Linked DNA regions of Mus musculus: regions 2 and 3 are each linked to region 1. Evidence: chromatin loops called from intact Hi-C (ENCODE). Cell type or tissue: left cerebral cortex. All regions are shown on one strand. Each heading gives the region's core, and the rest is flanking DNA. Links, peaks and the distances in the headings are about the cores only. Region 1 holds the start of Nudt10 (nudix (nucleoside diphosphate linked moiety X)-type motif 10). Region 2 overlaps Gm26618 (a long non-coding RNA gene). Region 3 holds the start of Gm26618 (a long non-coding RNA gene).

What was found. Peaks named below come from ENCODE experiments on the same cell type or tissue, not always from the same donor. Only the 100,000 strongest peaks of a DNase experiment are listed, where the experiment ranks them.
Region 2: it touches region 1 in a loop (5-fold over the local background); 4 of 42 quality-filtered maps call a loop at or near these places.
Region 3: it touches region 1 in a loop (2.5-fold over the local background); 2 of 42 quality-filtered maps call a loop at or near these places.

Annotation. Positions count from the first base shown.
Region 1 is chrX:6,166,710-6,173,533 of GRCm38, forward strand. It overlaps Nudt10 (nudix (nucleoside diphosphate linked moiety X)-type motif 10), which reads right to left and starts at 6,282. Exons shown (of 2, transcript NM_001031664.1): 1 at 5,633-6,282; 2 at 1,987-3,087. The coding sequence starts at 6,126. The coding sequence ends at 3,087. In left cerebral cortex, for the core only: no CTCF peak of the experiment used is centred there; DNase peaks (open chromatin) are centred at 3,725, 4,006, 5,207, 5,605 and 1 more place; H3K4me3 peaks cover 1,564 bases.
Region 2 is chrX:6,040,691-6,047,514 of GRCm38, forward strand. All of the region lies in intron 1 of Gm26618 (a long non-coding RNA gene), which reads right to left. Nudt11 (nudix (nucleoside diphosphate linked moiety X)-type motif 11) reads left to right here and starts at 6,817. Exons shown (of 2, transcript NM_021431.2): 1 at 6,817-6,824. In left cerebral cortex, for the core only: no CTCF peak of the experiment used is centred there; a DNase peak (open chromatin) is centred at 3,534.
Region 3 is chrX:6,088,649-6,095,472 of GRCm38, forward strand. Gm26618 (a long non-coding RNA gene) reads right to left here and starts at 3,908. Exons shown (of 4, transcript XR_001782831.2): 1 at 3,357-3,908. In left cerebral cortex, for the core only: a CTCF peak has its summit at 3,715; DNase peaks (open chromatin) are centred at 3,158, 3,551 and 4,178; H3K4me3 peaks cover 1,297 bases; H3K27ac peaks cover 719 bases.

The sequences.
Region 1 (6,824 bases), core at 1,285-6,284:
CTTTCCACCTTTGTATTTTAGGATAGTTAAGACACAAACCTAAGGAGCTGTGAATGCTGTGCCTCATCCTTTGTAGTATTTTAAGTCCTAAGCTCATTACATCTAAAAGTGGCTCCTGTATCCAGTAAGTCAGGCCTTGACACTGTATGTATGATGAGCTTGTTACTACATTCTGATTGCTATGTCACTTATAAATTAAGCTAATATAACTAGCATCTTTGTGCCTATTCAGCAGTTGTTATGCTGACTAAAAACCAAGGGTATTTAATAAATACCACATCCTTCAATCATATGAAGAATCGTGGAGTTATCTTACACAGCTGTGTGGGGCTAATTTTGTGCCTAATGAAAAATCACATAATACATGTTGTGAAGCTAAGAAGTTAGAAAAATGTATTAGAGAATGGAAAACTCTAAGAAAATAAAATCATGATTTTTAAAGCATTCTCTTGAGTAAAGAGAAATACACTCACAGATCATAGTGTCTTACAAGGTCTCAGCTTTCTTAATTCCTAGAAATCAAATCCCTGATAAAGTTACAGTGTTGTTTTGGACTGTTTGGGGATTTATTTCTTTGGCAAATACTAGTTGAGAAAATCATTGATATAATACATATATACATACATATATATATATATATACATATATATACACACACATATATAAAGTTTATATAAATAAAATTATATAAATTTATTAAATAAATTATATAACAGGCACCACGAGTACCACATTCCAGACTTTTGGAATAAGGGAGAACCCAGTTTGAGTCTCAGAGTCAGGAGACCTTACAGTTCAGTTGATTAAGGCTAATAAAAGTGGGCTAAGATCTGTGACAGGACAGAACAGGGTGGGTACAGGGAATACCCCAGTATACTGCACTTGTGGCTTGCAAAAGTATGAACTAAAAATACCTGGTACATTTTACAGATGGGAAAACGGGAGACTACAGACATAACCTGACACAGACCATTACAGGTCAAGTCAGCTTTGAGCCACAGCCTATTGGGCCCCAAAGCACTATTTTTACCATTAACACCACCTCAAGTTTTCCATGGGTCTGGCTGCCTCCAAATTTTAACTCTCAAATCAATTGACCTGAACTTGGAAACAAGTTCCACAGGTAAATCACGATGCTTTCTCACTGGGTACCCTGGTTACTGAAAACATTAGCCAGCTAGCATGAGTAAGACTTTCATCTCCCCCTTTTCCAGACAGCAGCTGATTCAGGGCAACTGCTTGCTCTTGGGATCAGAAACACTTAACTACCTACAGAGGAAATCTTCATCTTTGACCGGAGGCTGCAGTGTTGCCTGAACTGCGTTTCCTGTTCCTTAACCCCCAAATGTCAGGACTGACCCTAGTCTGTTAATTAGTACCTTGGACCTGATTGTCTTCAGGTTTTTTGCAGAATCTGAACCACTACAGAACTCAAAAGATGATCTTTAGTCAGGAATCCTAACTGCTTATTTTCTTGTTTTGCCTGCCTTCAAATAAAATATTGGACAGAGTGTACAGCATACACATCTACAACTAATGAGTTGTGTTTTCTGAAGACCCTTTTAAAATAGTGTAATGCGGATTTTTATAAACTTATTCCCTGGAGACCCTGCCCTTGACTTCACGTTGCTATGAACTAGAATGCAAATGGCATCGGAATCTATTCTCAACATAGTAAAATCAACTACCATTTTTCCAATAGTTGTAAAGGAATGATTTAACTGTTCCTATTTCAGTAGGATAAAGAAAAAAAATAAAAAACAAAAAATAAAAAACGAAATAACAAACAAAAACTCCAAGCAGTGGTCTATACCAAGGGTGTAACTAGCCATTCCAGGGCATGTCACCTTTTATTTCTGTGAATTTGGCATCTTCGACCAGAAGTAGTATCCTGGAGCCAACATTTAAAAACCAAGCTATAAACTTTTTCCTCCTCATTGTTTTCCCCCAACATTACATCCTACATTAATTATAAGGACTCCAGCATTTCCAATGATTTTGATTAACTTTTTATTATGGAAAATGTCAAACATACAAAAGCAGAGATGAACATATATAATGAACATCGTTTAATTATCACTGAGCTTAGATGATCTTAAAGGCCAATCTTGTTTGAGTTATGTCCAGTGTATTTAATATCAAGACATATTTTGAAGCAAATCCCAGACATTATATCATTTCAACTGTAAATATTTGAATGCAGATAAGTATTCTTGATTCCAATATAACAATAGTATTATAATAATCAACATGAAAATATCCAGCCAATGCTCAAAGTATTCTAGTTGTCTGATAAATTCACTCATTTCTAGTTTGATCAAATCAGGATCGAGATAAGATCCATATAGGTACTGATCATTCTCTGAAGCCTTTCTCAACCCACAGGTTCAGCCTCCACCTTTTCCTTTCATCCTTGTGACTAATATACCGAAGAAACTGGATCATCTGTCCTGTGTTTTCTTGGAGTCTGAAGATTCCATGAATCTCATCTGTTTGATATATAGTAAACTGTTTCTCTGTCTCCTGCATTTTCTATAGAGGAGAAATTATGTCAAGAGGCACAGTCAAATTTAGGTCAAAATTTTGGCAAATGTAGGAGATACATAATGTCTGGGATAACACAGACATATGAACAACATTTTTGCTCCTATCTCACAGCTGCCTTGAAATACAAAAGCCACATATATGCTAGAGATATTAGAAGGGGGATGTTTCACCATTCATTATCATTACAAAATATTAAACAAATATTCAGTGACGCCTACCATATATCAAGTAATGTATGCTAGATATAAAAAGACTAAGAAAGCACGCTCTTTGCATTCACGGTCAAATCTGATGGGAAATACAAACAAAAGCACACAAAGGCCACAGGTGCCAAATAGAATTCTGTACAGATACAGTGGTAGTGCAACAACCTGAAGAGTAGCCATTGTTAATACCAGGAAAGAAGTGTCCAAAAGCATAGGATGAGCTGTGTCCTTGGGGGGGTCAAAGAGCTCACCTGTGCTTCACAATTCCATTCATCACTGGCTTCACATACTTGATTCTCTCAAAGTAAATCTCAATAACATTTATTCCATTCACCTAAAAAAAGATAATCTGATTAATAAAGGTTTTACGGGTTTGTCCATTCCTGTAGAGTCTAAACAACAAATATTTACTGAGGATTTAGTATGGTTCATCAACCCTTTATACTGGAAAAGCCTGCAGTGAATTATCCATTTGAAGTTCCACTGTAAGCACAGGTGAGAGGCTAAAGAAATAAAGTCCCCTGGGTATGTTATAAAGCTTAAAAGAGAAAATTTGGAAATTCACTGGTAGTAGACATTTCTAATGTGTAAGTCAATAACAAATATCTCTGAAGTTTAGCCCCTCTTTTGAGGCCCTGGAGTTAGGCTGGATTCAGGTTGGGTTCTAATCTTCAGGGAGTTCATATTCCACAAAAAGAACTCTGGGGAAAAAAAAATTTGGCTAGCTGTTAGTATTGTATAGGTTCTAAGCAATTTCAGCTCCCTTCCCCAGTTAACAACTGTTGAGGGAGAGATTGTTCTTTCTTATAAAGGAACCCCATTCAACAGGAAGCAAGGAAAGAAAGAAGCAACTCCGGACTCAGACAGAGCCTGTTAATACAAAAGCACTGCTGCCCGTACTGCTGTTACACTCTGCCTGTTCTTGTTCTTAGCCACTTCACGTTTTACTGATGCTTCTAAATAAAGCCTTACATCAATTCTCTCAAACAAAACCAGATCAAGGAATTATTTGTAGCTACGTTTCAAGCCCTTACTTCTTGCAGAAATGATCTGATTGACAAAACATAGGTTTCTAATACACCTTGTGCCTGCATCAAACATATCAAAATGATTTCCACTTCAGCATGGCTTCTTCAAGCTTTTTAAAGGATAAGCATAGGCACTTGTCCAGTGGGGACTGGGTGGGAGTGGAATCAGCCCTTTAAGACAACATGCTGAAAGCAAATTCCTATAATTGTGTATAAGAGTCTTAATTATCTTTCATCAGTGTTCTGGACTTGGAGGGGAAGGGGATCAATTGAAATTTCAGCTGTACATCTTCATTGCATGCAACACACAAAATCCGTAGGCACTAAGTAACCACACCAAGGAGAAAAATCCCAGCTGCTGGTCCAACTTTGGAGACTGTAAGATGTACACATGACTTGCCTTCTTTCTGAGTCAGCTGCTTGGTCTGCATTTCTTGGAATTATTCTATTTAAATGCTTTCAATCTTTACTTTTCTAGACTGAACATCAGGAAGGATATCTAACTGTCTACATAAAATTGAATTTAAAGCGTGTTCACTGGTATATTTTTGGTATGAAATATGAAAATGGAAAAGATTTGGAAGGTTGAAAATTGCACAAACAACCTATGTGGATCCCAAAGAAAATCTCAGTGATCAATTCAAATACTTTTGAATGCAACAATGTATGTTTATAGGATGCTAATGAAAGCTGCTTAAATCAACAGTCTCAATTAGAGTTCATAAGCCAAAATAGGATACTGTGTTATTATGTCTAGAATGCCATATTGTAGTTAAACTTCCAACATACGCATGGCATGCTTTAGATAAGAGGTATTTTTATATATACAATACATAAATAGATCAATAATTCATATCTCTTGGATAGGGGTAAACTCTTAAGACTGAGATTACTGAGTAGTGAAAACGATGGTCAATAATTTATTATTATTGAGGGCATGAAATTAAATGCTTGGTTTATAAAAGCAATTGTTTGGGTAAGCAGGTTTGTACTCATTTCTTTGACAGTATCACTTTCGTGACTACACCTATTTTACTTCAATGGATTTATGTAACAGAGTACCAATTGAGAAAATTGATGATATGCAATTCTAAGTTTAGTAAGTTAGTTTTTTAAAGGTAACCTATAGAATAAAATGTTTAAGTTAGTGTCAGCATCAATGTATATTTATTACAGGTTTGTAGAGCACATTTAGAATGTTGGTGGTGAGACGCCCTCCAGTCATATTCACTGTGAAGGCTGTGAATGAGAAAATAAGGAAAAAACATAAAAAGATGCTCCTCCTGCCCCCGAACGCACGCCCCTCACCAGCTGGTAGGACTCTAAAGGCCGCTCCACTAAGAAAAAAAAAAAAAAAAAAAAAAAAAAAACAGAAGCCTGACATCAAAAGCGCGCGCACACACCCACACACAAAAGCATAAGGCTGTTTATAGGGGGGAAAAAAACCATCCAAACAAAAACATCACAAAGCAGACAGGCACGCAAGCACACACAGACGCACACACGAACACACACACACTAACACGCACACCCTCCAAGAAGAGCAGAGCAAGCAGCTAAGGCACCTTTCACAAAATCCCATGCAGCTGTGGCTGACCGCAAGATTTTTACAGTGTCACCAAGAAGCGATTGGAAAAGCATCTGAAAAACGTGCAAATTGTCTGCAAACAGCGCCTGGCAACCGAGACAGTTTGCAAGCGTGATTCAGAGGTCTGCCTGCCAAGGAAACAAAAGAAGCCTCCCTCCTGCCCGTGCAGGAGGGCGCACAGGGCAGGAGAGGCGCTCCCCTGGCAAGCAGGAGGCAAGTGCGGGGAGGCGACAGGCAGGAGTCCGGGCGGGAGCGGTACATACTAGGGCTCGCTCTCTGGCGGGGACGGGGCGGCCGAGTTCCCATTAGTAGGGGAGCCGCCCAGCTTCAGTTTCTCCAGGTACTCGGCGTGCACGGGCTTATGGCACTGCAGGACCTTGATGGCATCTTCGATCTTGAACCACTCGCGCTTCCTGCCGATGCTGACCGAGTCTTCCCAATCCTCCAGCAGCTCGGTGACGGTGAGCACGAACACGTAGGTCCGGTGCTTGCGGTCCTGGTTCTGCTCGAAGACGCCCAGCAAGCGGCCCAACTTCCCCTTGACTCCCGCCTCCTCGTACACCTCGCGCACCGCCGCGCCGTCCGGCTCCTCCTCGGGCTCCATGCCCCCTCCCGGCACGATCCAGCGGTCGGGGTAGCGGCTGCTGCTCACCAGCAGCACCTCGTCCTCGCGCTCGCTGCGGAAGCACAGGCACGCGGCGCGCTTCTTGAAGCCCTCGGGGTCGTAGGTCCGCGTCTGGTTCGGCTTGCACTTCATCCTCCCCGACGCCGCCGCCGCCGCCGCCTCTGAGGTCGCTTGCAGCTGCCTAGCGAGCGGGCCACTGCCGCCGCGCAGCCGAGGAGCAAAGGCTGGCAGGGAGAGGGCCCGGCGAGGCTGGAGGAGAGGAGAGGAGAGCGGAGTGGAGCGGAGCGCAGTCTGTGCCGAGCCAGCGGAGACGAGGCGGGGGCGGGCGGGCGGGCGGGCGCGGGGGCGGGGGCGAGCCGGCGCGTCAGTCAGTCCGCGGGGCGGGCGGCACCGGCCGGGCGCGCCGAGGGTCGCGAGCCCGCCGCCTGATTGGAGGCGCCGCTTCCGCCGCCCGGAGCCGGGAGCCCAGAGCCCGCGCCTCCGCACAGCCCCGGAGTGGACCGTGCGCGGTCCCCGCCCTCCGGATCGCCGCGATCTCGCGCGCGCTCGCCCGCTCTGCCGCCGCCGCCGCCGCCGCCGCCGCTGCTGCGCCAGGGGTTGAGCGAGGTGAGGCGCGTGCGCGCGCGTGGCCGGGCCCGCGTGCGCGCGCGCGGCGGAGGGCGAGGGGCGGAGGCGCGGAGGCGGGGGTCTCCCGACTCCCGCAAAGCGCGACGCCGCCGGCCCACTGCGCAGGCGCCCCGCACCGCTGGCACTGGGAAGCTGCTTGCTGCCAGTGCTCTGGGGAGGTGCACACAACTGTGACTTGGCTGCACAGGGTCCTCACCACGTGT
Region 2 (6,824 bases), core at 1,271-6,270, 130 kb before region 1:
TTCTGTGTTCCATCTTATAGATGACTGTGAGCATCCATTTCTGTATTTGTCAGGCACTGGCATAGCCTCACAAGAAACAGGTCCCCATATGTTTTAACCTCTGACATTATCTATCTTAACATCTTGGTTATCAAATGAACTTTCAATCTTGTGAAACAGCTCCTGGCAATCACAAGCCTGGTGGCTTCTGAGGGTGCTGGAGGGTTCATTGTACCCAGGCCTTGGCAGCAGGGTGACTGATAAATAGGGAATATGCTGATGGCACTTGTGTGAGTTTTGGGGAAGAGAAGATACCCTGATCTTATGTGGGACACAGACACCAACCTTGAAACAAGGACCTGTGCCCCTCAAATGCAGGTAGGACACTTTAATGAGTACAGCAAACGAAAATGCATTTTTGAGATGAAAAATACGTTAGTCTGGAATCTTGCTACACTCAAGGCTGTACCTGATAAGCAGAAACCAGAGTCATAACTCAATGAACCAAATACAGTCCTAGAACTCGATGATATTAACTGAACAGTATATAAGCTAAGACCAAGAGTCATGCTCAACTGTGCACATCCGCAGAGATGCCACCTTCAGCTCTCCTGTTGCTGGAGAGTCTCCCCCAGGCTCCTGACCCTCAAATCAAAGAGTGCTCTTAGAGACTGGACCTGACCTTCAGCTAAGATACATCATGCAGCTGAGGAGCCTTGGGAAAAAAGGCTTAGGACCAAACTTAGAATGTATACTATGAGTCTTGCATTGTGACTTTCAGCATAATAAAACATACCTTTTGGTAAACTATCTATGCTGATATAGCTTCTTGCTCAAGATGTATAGAGCAAGTATTTCATCTCTTTAACTGTTCGGGGGATTGTCCTCTTTCTGTAAGACAGTGGGAATCAGTGTAGACTTTGGTAGCCTTTGAACGATGGTGTTTGTGATAATGTTTAATTCAAGGGGATTCTGAGAAGCTAAGGACTGGAATTCCTGAGTGAGCTGAGGAGCCAAGCAGCCAGAACAAGGGAAGGCACAGAGACAGGAGCTGGGGGGAAGCTCAAGGAGACTTCCTGAGCTGGGCAGTCCATTCTATGAACCCTAGAATTTGATCTCATGTGCCTATGTAACAACTACTAGATACTGAAAAGCTGCATAGCTGTGAATCTTAATGTTATCCTTGCCCATATGCAATGGATGCTCTCTGCTTCAAAGGGATTTTTAAAAGATTGTACAGAAGAAGATAAATGCAATGCCTATTGCAGCATGGATGATGAGTACTGTGTCTAAAGATTAGTCTCAGGTTCATGATGTTTGTTGGTAAAATGTGGCTTTTCGCTCAGTTTGTTTAATACTAGAAATTGTTTCCAGTCTACAAAATATCACATCATTCATAAAGGCACAGAAGAGTCTCTGAATATAGACTGTAATACAATGGGAATCCACATAAGGAATGCTGGGGTCTTAAGTCTTCCAGTCATTGCATCCCTGGGGGAGCATTTGCTGAATTACCTACTGGCGATCCACTATAAATCCACTGCCATCCCTGAGGGAAAGTGAGAGTAGAATATGGATGTTTGGTGAAAGGCAAACAATCCTATCTTCCCTAGTGACAAATAACACACACACACACACACACACACACACACACACACACACACACACACGAGCAGGAAGAGAACTTCACCAGGGTTAAACAACCTTAATTTAGGCAATTTACAGACTCAAGAAGAAAGATCACAATGATCCTTTGGGATCCATGGAACTTTGTTGCCAATGTTTCTTTCCGTGGATGTCTTTCCTTCCAGTCCTTGGTAGACACTAGGTTTCAGGGACCTTGTTGGCTCAGAGGTAGAAAGAAGCCATTGCTCTTCTGTTCAGGAATTTTCCCCCTGTGCCCATATCTTCGAGGCTTTCCCCTACTTTATCCTCTATAAGTAACAGTGTCTCTGGTTTTATGTGGAGTTCCTTGATCCATGTAGACTTGACCTTAGTACAAGGAGATAAGAATGGATTAATTCACATTCTTCTACATGATAACCACCAGTTGTGCCAGCACCATTTGTTGAAAACGCTGTCTTTTTTCCACTGGATGGTTTTAGCACTCTTGTCAAAGATCAAGTGACCATAGGTGTGTGGGTTCATTTCTGGGTCTTCAATTCTATTCCACTGGTCTACTTGTCTGTACCTATACCAGTACCATGCAGTTTTTATCACAATTGAAGAGCCTAATCCTTGAAATACTTGAGGCCCTAGGGAGAGGGGAGGTTTTGTGGAGTTGGGAGGACATCCTCTTGGAGATGGGGGAGGAGGAATGGGATTAGGAACTGTCAGAAGGTTGACTGGGAGGGGCATAACACCTAGACTGTAAAAAGAGATTAAAGAATAATAATGAGAGAGAGAGAGAGAGAGAGAGAGAGAGAGAGAGAGAGAGAGAGAATGAGAATGAATGAATATAGATGTTTAGCCCCGATTGGCCTTGAACTCATGATTTTCCTGCCTCTGCCTCCTTTGGTAAATCCTGGTGGTTGGCACACTATATCCTTCTGGTAGAAGAATGGAAATTGATCTATATATACACCACCTTGTACAAAGATCAAGTCCAAGTAGATCAAAGACCTCAACATGAAACCAGATATACTGAACCAGACAAAAGAGTAATTAGGGGATAAGCTTGAATGCATTGGCACAGTAGAAAATTTTCTAAACAGAGCACCAATGGCTCAGGCTCTAAGATCAATGATTGATAAATGGGACCTCATGAAACTGAAAAACTTCTGTAAGGTAAAGGACACTGTCAATAGGTCGAAATTGCAACCTACAGATTGGGAAAAGATCTTTACTAACCTTATATCTAGTGGGGGGGGGGCTAATATCCAAAATAAGTAAAGAACTCAAGAATTTAGACTTCATAAGACCAAATAACCTAATTGAAAAATGGGAAAATGGGGTACAGAGGAAAACAGAATTCTTTTTCTTATTAAATTTGGCAATAATACATATATATATATGATATTTTCTTTATTTATATTTCAAATGTTATCCTCTTTCATCGTTTCCCCTAAAAACCCCCCTATCCCATCCCCAATCCCCTGCTCACCAACCTACCCTCTCCTGCTTCCCTGTCCTGGCATTTCCCTACACTGGGGCATCAAGCCTTCTCAGGACCAAGTGCCTCTCCTCCCATTGATGCCTGACTAGTCCATTCTCTGCTACATATGCATCTGCAGCCATGGGCCCCTCCATGTGTATTCTTTGTTGGTGGTTTAGTCCGTGGTAGCTCCGGGGGTACTGGCTGGTTCATATTGTTTTTCTTCCTATGGGGCTACACATCCCTTCAGCTCCTTCAGTCCTTTCTCTAACTCCTCCAATGAGGACCCTGTGCTCAGTCAAATGGATGGCTGTGAGCATCCACTTCTGTATTTGTTAGGCACTGGCAGAGCCTCTCAGGAGACAGCTATATCAGGCTCCTGTCAGCAAGCACTTCTTGGCATCCACACTAGTGTCTGAGTTTGGTAACTATATGTGGGATGGATTCCCTAGGTGGGGCAATCTCTGGATGGCCTTTCCTTCAGTCAAAACAAAGAGTTCTTAACAAGCAAATTCAGACGGCCAAGAAGCGCTTAAAGAAATGTTCAACATCCTTAGTAATGAGGGAAATGCAAATCAAAACGATCTGAGATTCTACCTCACACCAGTCAGAATTGCTAAGAGTATGTGGAGAAAAAGGAACACTCCTCCATTGCCAGTGGATTGCAAACTGGTACTACCAACCACTCTGAAATCAATCTGTTCTTGACTAAGAAAATTGGAAATAATTCTACCTGAAGACCCAGCTATACCACTCCTGGGCATATACCCAAAGATGCTCTATCATACCACAAAGAAGCCTGCTCTACTATCTTCATAGCAGCCTTATTCATAATAGTCAGATGCTGGAAACAATCCAGATGCCGCTCAACCAAAGAATGGATATAGACATTGTGGTTCATTTACACAATGGAATACTATTCACCTATTAAAAAGGAGGATATCATGAAATTTGCAAGCAAATGAATGGAACTGGAAAATATCATCCTGAATGAGGTAACCCAAATCTAAAAGGACATGCATGGTATTCAGTCACTGGTAAGTGGATATCAGCCAAAATGTACAGAATACCCATGATTCAGCCCACTGTCTGTATGAAGTTTAACAGTAAGGAAGGTCCAAGTGAGGGTGCTTCAATCCCATTTAGAAGGGGGAACAAATTAACCACAGGTGGCAGAGGGAAGGAGGTAGCTGGGAGGGAGGGAGAGGGGAAAGGGGGTCAGGATCAGGTGAGTGGTGGGGGTTGGTGGGGGGGGGAAAGAGAGAAGCCCAGAGGGCCAGGAGAAGTACTGGAAATATCAGCTGCTGGGGTGGGAGGTGGCGGGACTCTCTAGAAAGTCCCAGAGACCTGGGATGTAAAATGGTCCCATGACGACTCAACGGGGTGATCTTAGTTGAAATGCCCAACAGTGGGGCAATGGAACCTGAAGAGTCCACTTCCAGTATGTCCTCAGGACCCGGTGGAGGAATGGGGTCACCAGCCCACCTTCAAATTTTTTGACCCAAAATTGTTCCTGACTAAAACAAATGCATGGACAAAAATGGAGCAGAGACTGGAGGAAAGGATGTTCAGTGACCAGCCCAACTTGTGTTTCATCCCATGGGCGGTCACCAAATTCCTCCACTATTACTGATGCTATGTTTGGCACTATAATGCTTGCACACAGGAGCCTAGCATGGCTCTCCTCTAAGAGGCTCTAGCAGGAGCTGACTGAGACAGATGCAGATACTTATACCCAACCATTGGACCAAGTTGTTGACCCCTATGGACGAGTTAGAGAAAGGATTGAAGGAGCTGAAAGGGATGGCAACCCCATAGGAAGAACAACAGTGTCAACTAACCTGGACCCCTGGGAGCTCCCAGAGCCTAAGTCACCAACGAAAGAGCACACACAGCCTGGTCCACGGCCCCAGCACATATCTAGGAGAGGACTACCTTGTCTTAGCTCAGTGGGAGAGGATGAGCCTGATCCTGTAGAGACTTGATGCCCCAGGGAAGGAGGGTGGGGGGCGGGGGGAGGTGTGGTGCGTGGGTGAGTATTTTCTCAGAGGCAAAGGGGTGGGGGAAGGGGGTGAAGAATTCTTTGGAGGGGGCACTAGGAAGGGGGGCAACATTTGGAATGTAAAAAAACAATTTAAAAAACTACAAAAGAGACTATACTGCACAGGAGTACATGAAAATGGAAATTATCTTTCCATGACATCAGTAATCCTTACCAAAGTGAACTCTTTCCCCCACGAAGACAGCTGTGAATATCATCAAGCTAAACCACAGCAGACTGCATCTCTGCAAAAACAGCCAAAATTACTGTACCCAGGGCAAGGTGGTTTCAAGTTAGCGCAGGCTTGCCAAAGAGGTGCTGGGGGAGACTTTTGGGCCCTCAGAGTTTTACAAGGAGAGAAAGCTCAGAGAAAAGAACTTGCTGTGGTGAAAATTTTGTGTTTACTTTAGACCCTGGCATCCTGCTTCCCAGCAAGAGGTCATGTGGGCAAAGTACAAGGACCTTTGCAATCCCCAGATGCAAAGCGCTGGGCCAGGGCAATGGCTCACTGCTTAAAGTGTTTGAGGCTCAAGCATCAGCTCTGAGTCTGATGCCCACCACTGGCTTAAAAGCCAGGCTGCAATCCCAGCGCTAGAGAGACTAGAAAACACACTACGAATTCCTGGTGCTTTCTGGTCTAGTACAGACACATCTTAGAAAACCTGTCTCTGAAGTCATACTGGTGGGAGAGTAATGGAAGCAGTGGAGGGAGATACCTTTGCCCACCTTGGACCTACACCTATTCAGAGGTCAATGTCCACACACACATGTACACAAATAGGTGCACACACACTTGCAAGAATCACCTGTTCAGAGGTACACACACACACATACACACCGACACACACACCGACACACACACCGACACACACACACACACACACACACACACACACACACACACACACACGTTTATTTTCAAGAATCACCCAAATCCTAAATCCCTAGCTGCTCATTTGTGTGGAGGCCAGAAAGGGGCACAGGGTGTGAGGATGGAGGCTCTTGACATGGGATCCAAGACTTCAGTGGGTGCTGCCCCAGAAACAGCTTGCAATGAGGTTGAAAGGAGGGTCTTAACAAGAAGTCCGGGGTTCACTGACTGGAAACTGTGCAAACCGAGAAGAGGGGTTATGTGCAAGTGTTTAAGGCAAGGGCTGAACCAACATGGTGGACAAGCTGCAGAAGGGAACCTGTTGAAGAAGGCGAGCTGCATGTGACTCAGCAAAGATTCTTCTGGCAAGACTCTCATTGGTCATTCTGGGGACACCAGGCCTTCTGCCTATAAATAAGGCAGTGCAGTTCATGATGGGAGCTGAGTGTGAGGCCCGGGCCTCGACCCCTCTGCTTAGGCGACTCTCAGGGAGGACCTGGCCCCCTCTGCCTCCAGGTCTGGCTGAGACCCACACGTGGTGAGGACCCTGTGCAGCCAAGTCACAGTTGTGTGCACCTCCCCAGAGCACTGGCAGCAAGCAGCTTCCCAGTGCCAGCGGTGCGGGGCGCCTGCGCAGTGGGCCGGCGGCGTCGCGCTTTGCGGGAGTCGGGAGACCCCCGCCTCCGCGCCTCCGCCCCTCGCCCTCCGCCGCGCGCGCGCACGCGGGCCCGGCCACGCGCGCGCACGCGCCTCACCTCGCTCAACCCCTGGCGCAGCAGCGGCGGCGGCGGCGGCGGCGGCGGCAGAGCGGGCGAGCGCGCGCGAGATCGCGGCGATCC
Region 3 (6,824 bases), core at 1,197-6,196, 78 kb before region 1:
TTTGTGACTTTATTTACATTTGCAAAATCTCCCTTTTTCACCATAAGCCTAACATAATCACAAGAGAGACCTCTTAGCCTATACAAAGATTGTGCTCAATAGGAGATGACAACAAAGACAAGGGTCACACAGGACAGTTGTAGAATTCTGCTCACCACACAAAGTCTATATACGACAGACATGTATAGTCTTCACAGTGGCATTGTTGGAAATAGTCACAAGTGGCAATTAAATATTCATCAAAAATTTAATGCACAAACTGTGGTATAAAATATCTTTACATGTAACAAAATGGACAGATCTCAAAACATTAGTAGTGAGCAAATTAAACCACACATAAAAATTTGTCTATAGTACAAAACCAGCCAAAACAAATTTATACTAGCATAGGTCATAATAGATGTTCACTTTTATGAGTAATAACTAATAAAGAAATAACATGGTTTCCTGAGTTGTCAAAAGTATTTTAAATCATTGCTTAGGTGGTTATTACATGCATATATTCAGTTTTGTAAAATGTCATTAACTTGAGCCTTATAATTATACATTCCCCTATTTTATTTTTTTCATTCCCCTATTTTAATGTTATCCTTAAATGAACGCAAAAAGGTACCAGAAAAATAAACTATGAAAGACAAGAAGAATTGACAAAAATATACTTAAGACTTGGAACCTAATACTAGGCACATCTAAAATCAAAGATGCTTTGAAAAGCAAACATTTCATGAATCATTTCTACATAAACCTTGACCTCAATTGACATGAATCTATAAAAATGATATTTATGTTTCATTGCAGAATTACTGTTTTGTTAGATTCAGAAGTATCATTTCTGACTTTGTTGTGGATCTTACATAATTAACACAGAATAAAGTATTTGAAACATTTGCTCCTGAGAATTTCAGACACAAAATTGTGTATTATGGTGGTAGAAGACAGACCAAGAATACGAGAACTACTAATTCAGAAAATTTAACAATCTGGTTAAACCATTAAATATTAATCATATGCTCCCCTTCAAATTATAGCTACAATGAATAAATTAATTTATTTCCTAATATTATACTATGTTCACATGACTAGAAAAAGACTAGGATATGGCAGAGTTATACCTACTGTTGAATTTCACTCAGTTTTACAAAACAGAAAACCCATGTTAATAAATCAGATTAATCCATGGAGATCTCTCTCTCTCTCTCTCTCTCTCTCTCTCTCTCTCTCTCTCTGTGTGTGTGTGTGTGTGTGTGTGTGTGTGCACAAGTGTGTGTACGAACTGAAAAGATTGTTTGTTTAGACTAATTATTATATAAATTTGGAAATTTAAATTTCCACTTCTAATTTCCAAATCATTATTTTACTCATGGATGATTCTCCTAAAAGATGTGGATGATTGTATTCAATTCTCCTTCAATTATCACCAGTAGTTTAGATTTCTAATCTTAGTGAAACAGTAACACCATTTTCTGATAAAGATGTGGCTACCTAAAAACATGCAGTGGGAGACAAGTAGAGAGTGCATAATTTAGAGCTCAACAGATGGGCTTAGAAGACTCTTAATTCTAACTCTTATTTAACATCTGACTTTCAACAAGTAACAGTCTTTTCAGCCCTGTTTCCGCCCCCCCCCCCTTGGGAAAAGTAGTGCAGTTCATTTCTTTGCATTGTTTTCTCCAAATTTAGCAAGACATAATTTCCACATTACTAAGTCAATTAACGTGCAAATATGACAAGATTAGAGTAAAGCTCAACTTCCAAATACTGATTAACATCAGCAAATGAAAGGTGTTAACTGCATATATTGAAACATGTATTTAATTGTTTAAAGAGTACCCTGAGTTGTGGAAAGCAATGGTACCCTGCGCTAAGTCACTCCCAATTATATTGAACAATAACTTCCAAGCTGTACCTTGCCCTGGGGCATTTTACTTTATAACACAATAGTTTCCTCAACTTTGAGTTCAAATGTCAAAGCAGGATGACTCTTTTTCTCCTTTATGCAAGTAAACAATATTTACAAATTATAAGGTACAGTCTGATAAATAACTTATTTGCACACAAGTAAGCTACAACCACCTGTGAACTTATTAAATCAAATCATGGAAACATGGACAGACAGGTATCGCAAAACCATATGAACAACACCAGGCTACAGGCCTTATCAAACACACATGACCGACAAATAATGTAAGTCATCCACCTTGTCTATAGAAGAAGGAAAAACCCCAAGGCAAGATTATGGCACATACACTGACCTATCACTTGGTCACTGGTCGTGGGTTCCAGCCAGGAAAACTGCCATAGCAAAGGACCAAGCCTCTAGCTGAAGCTCAATTTCTCCTGAAATTGACATACAACCCATTTCTAACTGGCATTCAAACAGGCCTGCCACTGGAATCTGACAATTCCGTGCCTACAACAATACACTATCATGTCATTTGTTCCGAAAATTTTGTACCTAGCACCTAAAGACACTTTTCCATACCTTTTATTAATAAAGCTCACTGTGTATACCTTCAATATTGCCTCCTTTGGACTCTGTAAGCCCTTTAACCTTTTCTTAACCATCCTGTTAACACATATACACACATTTATATATGTAGATATACATATACATGCACAATTTCATTGTGTGAATTGTATCATGTGATCTGAGAATATGCCCACAACTATAGATTGAAATCATAAGTACTTAGTAAACCAAACCCAATGAAGTTGACATAGTTGTAAATTTAATTGTTATCCATCAAACTTTGACTTTATGGAAAGGAAAGATTTCACTCTATGTTTCTGACATAACCTGCCCATGATATTATTATTTGTACATATTTTCTGTGTGAAACTTTTGCAGATTATTTCTACTGAAATCGCAATACTTTTCTTTTTCAAAATTACTTACATGATTTTAAAAACTAAAGAGGAACAAGTGTTTAAATAAAAATCATTTGCTTCTAAATTTACAACCTTCTCACAATCTCTGCAACTCCTTTAAACTCCTCACACCCTGCTTCTCAGCTCTTTATTGTGCATTTTTAAACCACAGACTTATACTGACTGTACCATACTGCAAAAATGGCCACTTCTGATTTCAGCTCCTTCGAGTAAAGAAGTTGAAAATCTACGCACGCGCACGCAAGCACACAAGCGCTGCCTTCTTAGGAGACGACGGACAAACGTGACAAACGGCTTTTTTAAAACAAAAACAAACAAACAAACAAAAAAACGCATCAAAGAACTGAGTTTGCAAGGGTAAACCACTTCAAAAGACAAAACACTGACCATACAAATACTGAATGTGCGGAATCGCAAGACAAAAGTGGATGAGCGGGAGAGTGAGGCCACTTGTCTGTGGACTTTACCTTCAGGAAAATGTCTTGTGGTCCAGGCAGCGCAGAGCAGTAAAGGGAATCAGACCAAGTGCACCTGCTGCGGAAGCTAGCTTGTGAGCAGTGATGCTCCCCTCGCCAAGTGGAGCAAGGAGGGCGGAGGCTGCGAAGTGCAGGCGCAGGCGCTGCCCCTTTCTGCAGAATCCGCAGCTATAATCCTGCACTGGGGAGGCTGCAGGGGCACAGCCCCCAACTCTGCGCCGAGCCTCAGTCGCAGCGCCACTCTACAACCCTGGACACGGAGCTTTCCGCAGGAGCTTGGCTTAGGAGCCTTTAGGGCCTAGGCCCGGCGCTGCCCGAGCGCCTCCCAGCGCTTGCGCTGCGTGCACGGGCTAGGTCATTGGTAAAGGCAGGCGGCGCAAGGAGCTGTGCATCCGCGCCCCTGATCTTTTTTTTTTTTTTTTTTCCCCCTCTGCAAAGGGGCTTTGCCTCAGCAGCTTCCAAAAGACTCCAGATCTCACCATGGACCCCAGGCTGCTGTGCTCTTGTGGGGCCAGATTCAAGGTAGCTGGGGGTAGGGGGCGGGGAGAAAGCTGCGATTCTCCCTTGGCTGTGCCGTTTGGTTTTGGTTGTGGTTGTGGCTGTGTTCTTTATTCTGCCTCACTCTGTCCCCACCCCCACCCGCAACCCCTCTGGCCATAAAAGCCAAAGTTAAGAGTCTTGACCCTGTTGAGAGGACAAAGAATGGGAAGCTCAAGTCTTAACAACTTACTAGCTTACTTCTTTGCTTCTTGGAAGTGCAAAGACCAGTCACTTGTTGCAAAAGAGGCCAAGGTGTTTTTCTTACTGTTAAAGTGACAGTGGCTAGTGCAACGACGTGTATCTGCAGTGTATCTGAAGCCACCACCACCACCCCCCTTTTCCTAAATTTCCGTCCTGATAAGCTTTTGTGTTGGTATCAAAAACCTGTGCCTTTAGTTCTGAATAATTGTATATGTATATGATTATATATAAATGAATATGGAAAAGGAGAAAAATACTATTCTATTTCAATATAGCAGAGAATAAATACGAAAATATATTTGAAATATTTAATACAAAAGGAACTGGATTTATTTCATGTATTCTGAAATACTTTCACTAAGGTTTGGTAATCTTAAAACATTTCATTTGGATTTACTTTTAGTTTTCTTATATGCTAAAATTTAGGAAATGTTCTGGATGCTGGGTGAAGAAAAGCTAACTTAAGTAGAATCTTTTCCTCAAGTGTTTCCCCTCAGTTAAGGTGAAGAATTTAAATTTAATTAGTCTAGTGCAAATGCAAAGTAGATGCACCTCCCACACCTCCAAAAGCCTTCAGGCTAAGACAGAGCAGGTATAGACTGCAAAACAAATCAAAGAAAAAACAAAGCAGAAGAAAGACCCTAGAGAACTGATTCCTTGTTAGTGTGGGGACTTCTTTGTAACCAAGAATTTCAGTTTTGAGGTTTACATTCTTAATTCTGTCATTTCGACATTTAATGATAACAAGTTGGTTTTTCTTCTTCCAAACATATTTTAGAATGTATTAATTATATAAAATGTGACTTTTATTGTGAGATTTATGTGTAATATAACATATTTTAATGATATTCATTCCCTGTAATCCTCTCATATTTTCTGCCTTCCCACATTGGCTGACTTCTTTCCAAATAAACCCCGTTCTACTGTCACGCCTTTTCTTTTTAATATAGGTTCTGTAATTGGGAGAAACTATTTCTGAGTGTGGCTTATACCACTGAATATGATTATCTAAAATTCCATCCATTTTCCTGCAAAGATATGAATTCATTTTCTGTATGGCTAAATAGTAATGCACTATAAGTCATATTTTGTCCATTCATTCATCGGTGACCACATAGACTGGTTCCATAACTTGACCCATATGAATAATTGTATAGAAAACATGGATAGGCAGATGTTTCTATTGTAAGATAGCTGGTTCACATAGTTTTATGCATATACATATTAATAACTATATTTTATTTGTATAGAGTTCATCTGTCCATTTTCCCATTGTGTCATTCATTTCTTTAGGGATATTTGTTAATTTGTTTTTATAGTTTTTAATATATTCCAGATATTAATCCATTCTCCGTTGAACAGCTGACAAAAATTTTCTCCCATTCTATAAAATACCTTTTCATTCTGTTATTTCCTTATCTGTGAAAAGGTATTTTTAAACAAGTGTACTTATTTATTTTTACACAAGGCATTAAATATTGAGTATTTTTTATATTCACATTTGTTTAATTTTAATTAGAATCTAATTACATCACTTCTTCCATTCTTTTACTCTCTGCAAGGTCTTCCATGTTCCCCTCCCTCCAACATCTCCTATGCTCCCCGCCCTCTCAAATTCATTTCCTCTTTTTCTTGTTTTACATACATGCATACTTACATAAATACACACATACATACAACCTGCTAATTCTATGTGGTGTTGCTTCTGATATCATTTTAGTACTTTGTGCTGGATAACCAATTAGGGAGCTCACCCCTGTGAGAAACTAATTCTCATTCTCTTAGCAATCATTATTTGCGTGTAGATTTTGTCTAGGAGTAGGACCCCTTGAAATTTCACCCTTCCTTGTCAGCATGTGTATTGGTATTGTCATCATTCAGGCAGCCATCTGTTCAGCTAGCAAGGTATAGCTTTGCTTTCATTTCTACACAACTCAGTCTCACAGAAGGGTTTTGGTTTTTGGTTTTTGGTTTTTGGTTTTTGGTCTCTGGCTCTTAGAATATTTTCATTTCCCTTTCTGCTATGTTACTATGTGGGCCTTAGGTACAAATGTTGTGTTGTGTTGTAGATGTATCTGGGGGAGGGGCAGGCTTCCTCTGCTCTCCCAAACTGGTCTCTACAGTATGAATAGTTGTGGTTTTCTGTAATGGTTTTCTTTTTGCTGCAAAAAGAAGTTTTGATGTGAAGGTGAGAATTACACTATTGGTTGGTATAAAGATAAGTTTCTGAATGAAGTTAGGAATTATGTTTGTCTAGTAAAATAGTGGGAGTAGTTTGATTTTGTGTGTGTGTGTGTGTGTGTTAAATATGATCCATGACTTCACAGCTTTGAGTAGTTGGCTAGGTTTATAGTACTAGGCATGATTTTCCTCCTGTGAAATGTATCTTAACACTAATCATACCAATATTGCACCTTTAGAGATGTCTTGCTCTGTTGGTCATTGTTGTGGTTCATGGACATCACAAATGGATGGGGCTACTGACTGCTTCCTTTTCTTGGCATCTTGCATAGTATCTTCTAGTACTATGATAGTTATGCCACAAAAAGAGAGCTTTCAAGTTAGATCCAACTCTATTCGTCTGAGTTTTAGGTCCAAAGTTTGAGCTCTTTGGCAGTAGAGACTCACCTTCAACCTTTGGGAAGCAACCAAGGGCAAAAACAATAACCTATAAAAGTTTGGGGAGTCTCTTGAACTACTTTGATCAACAACTCCAAT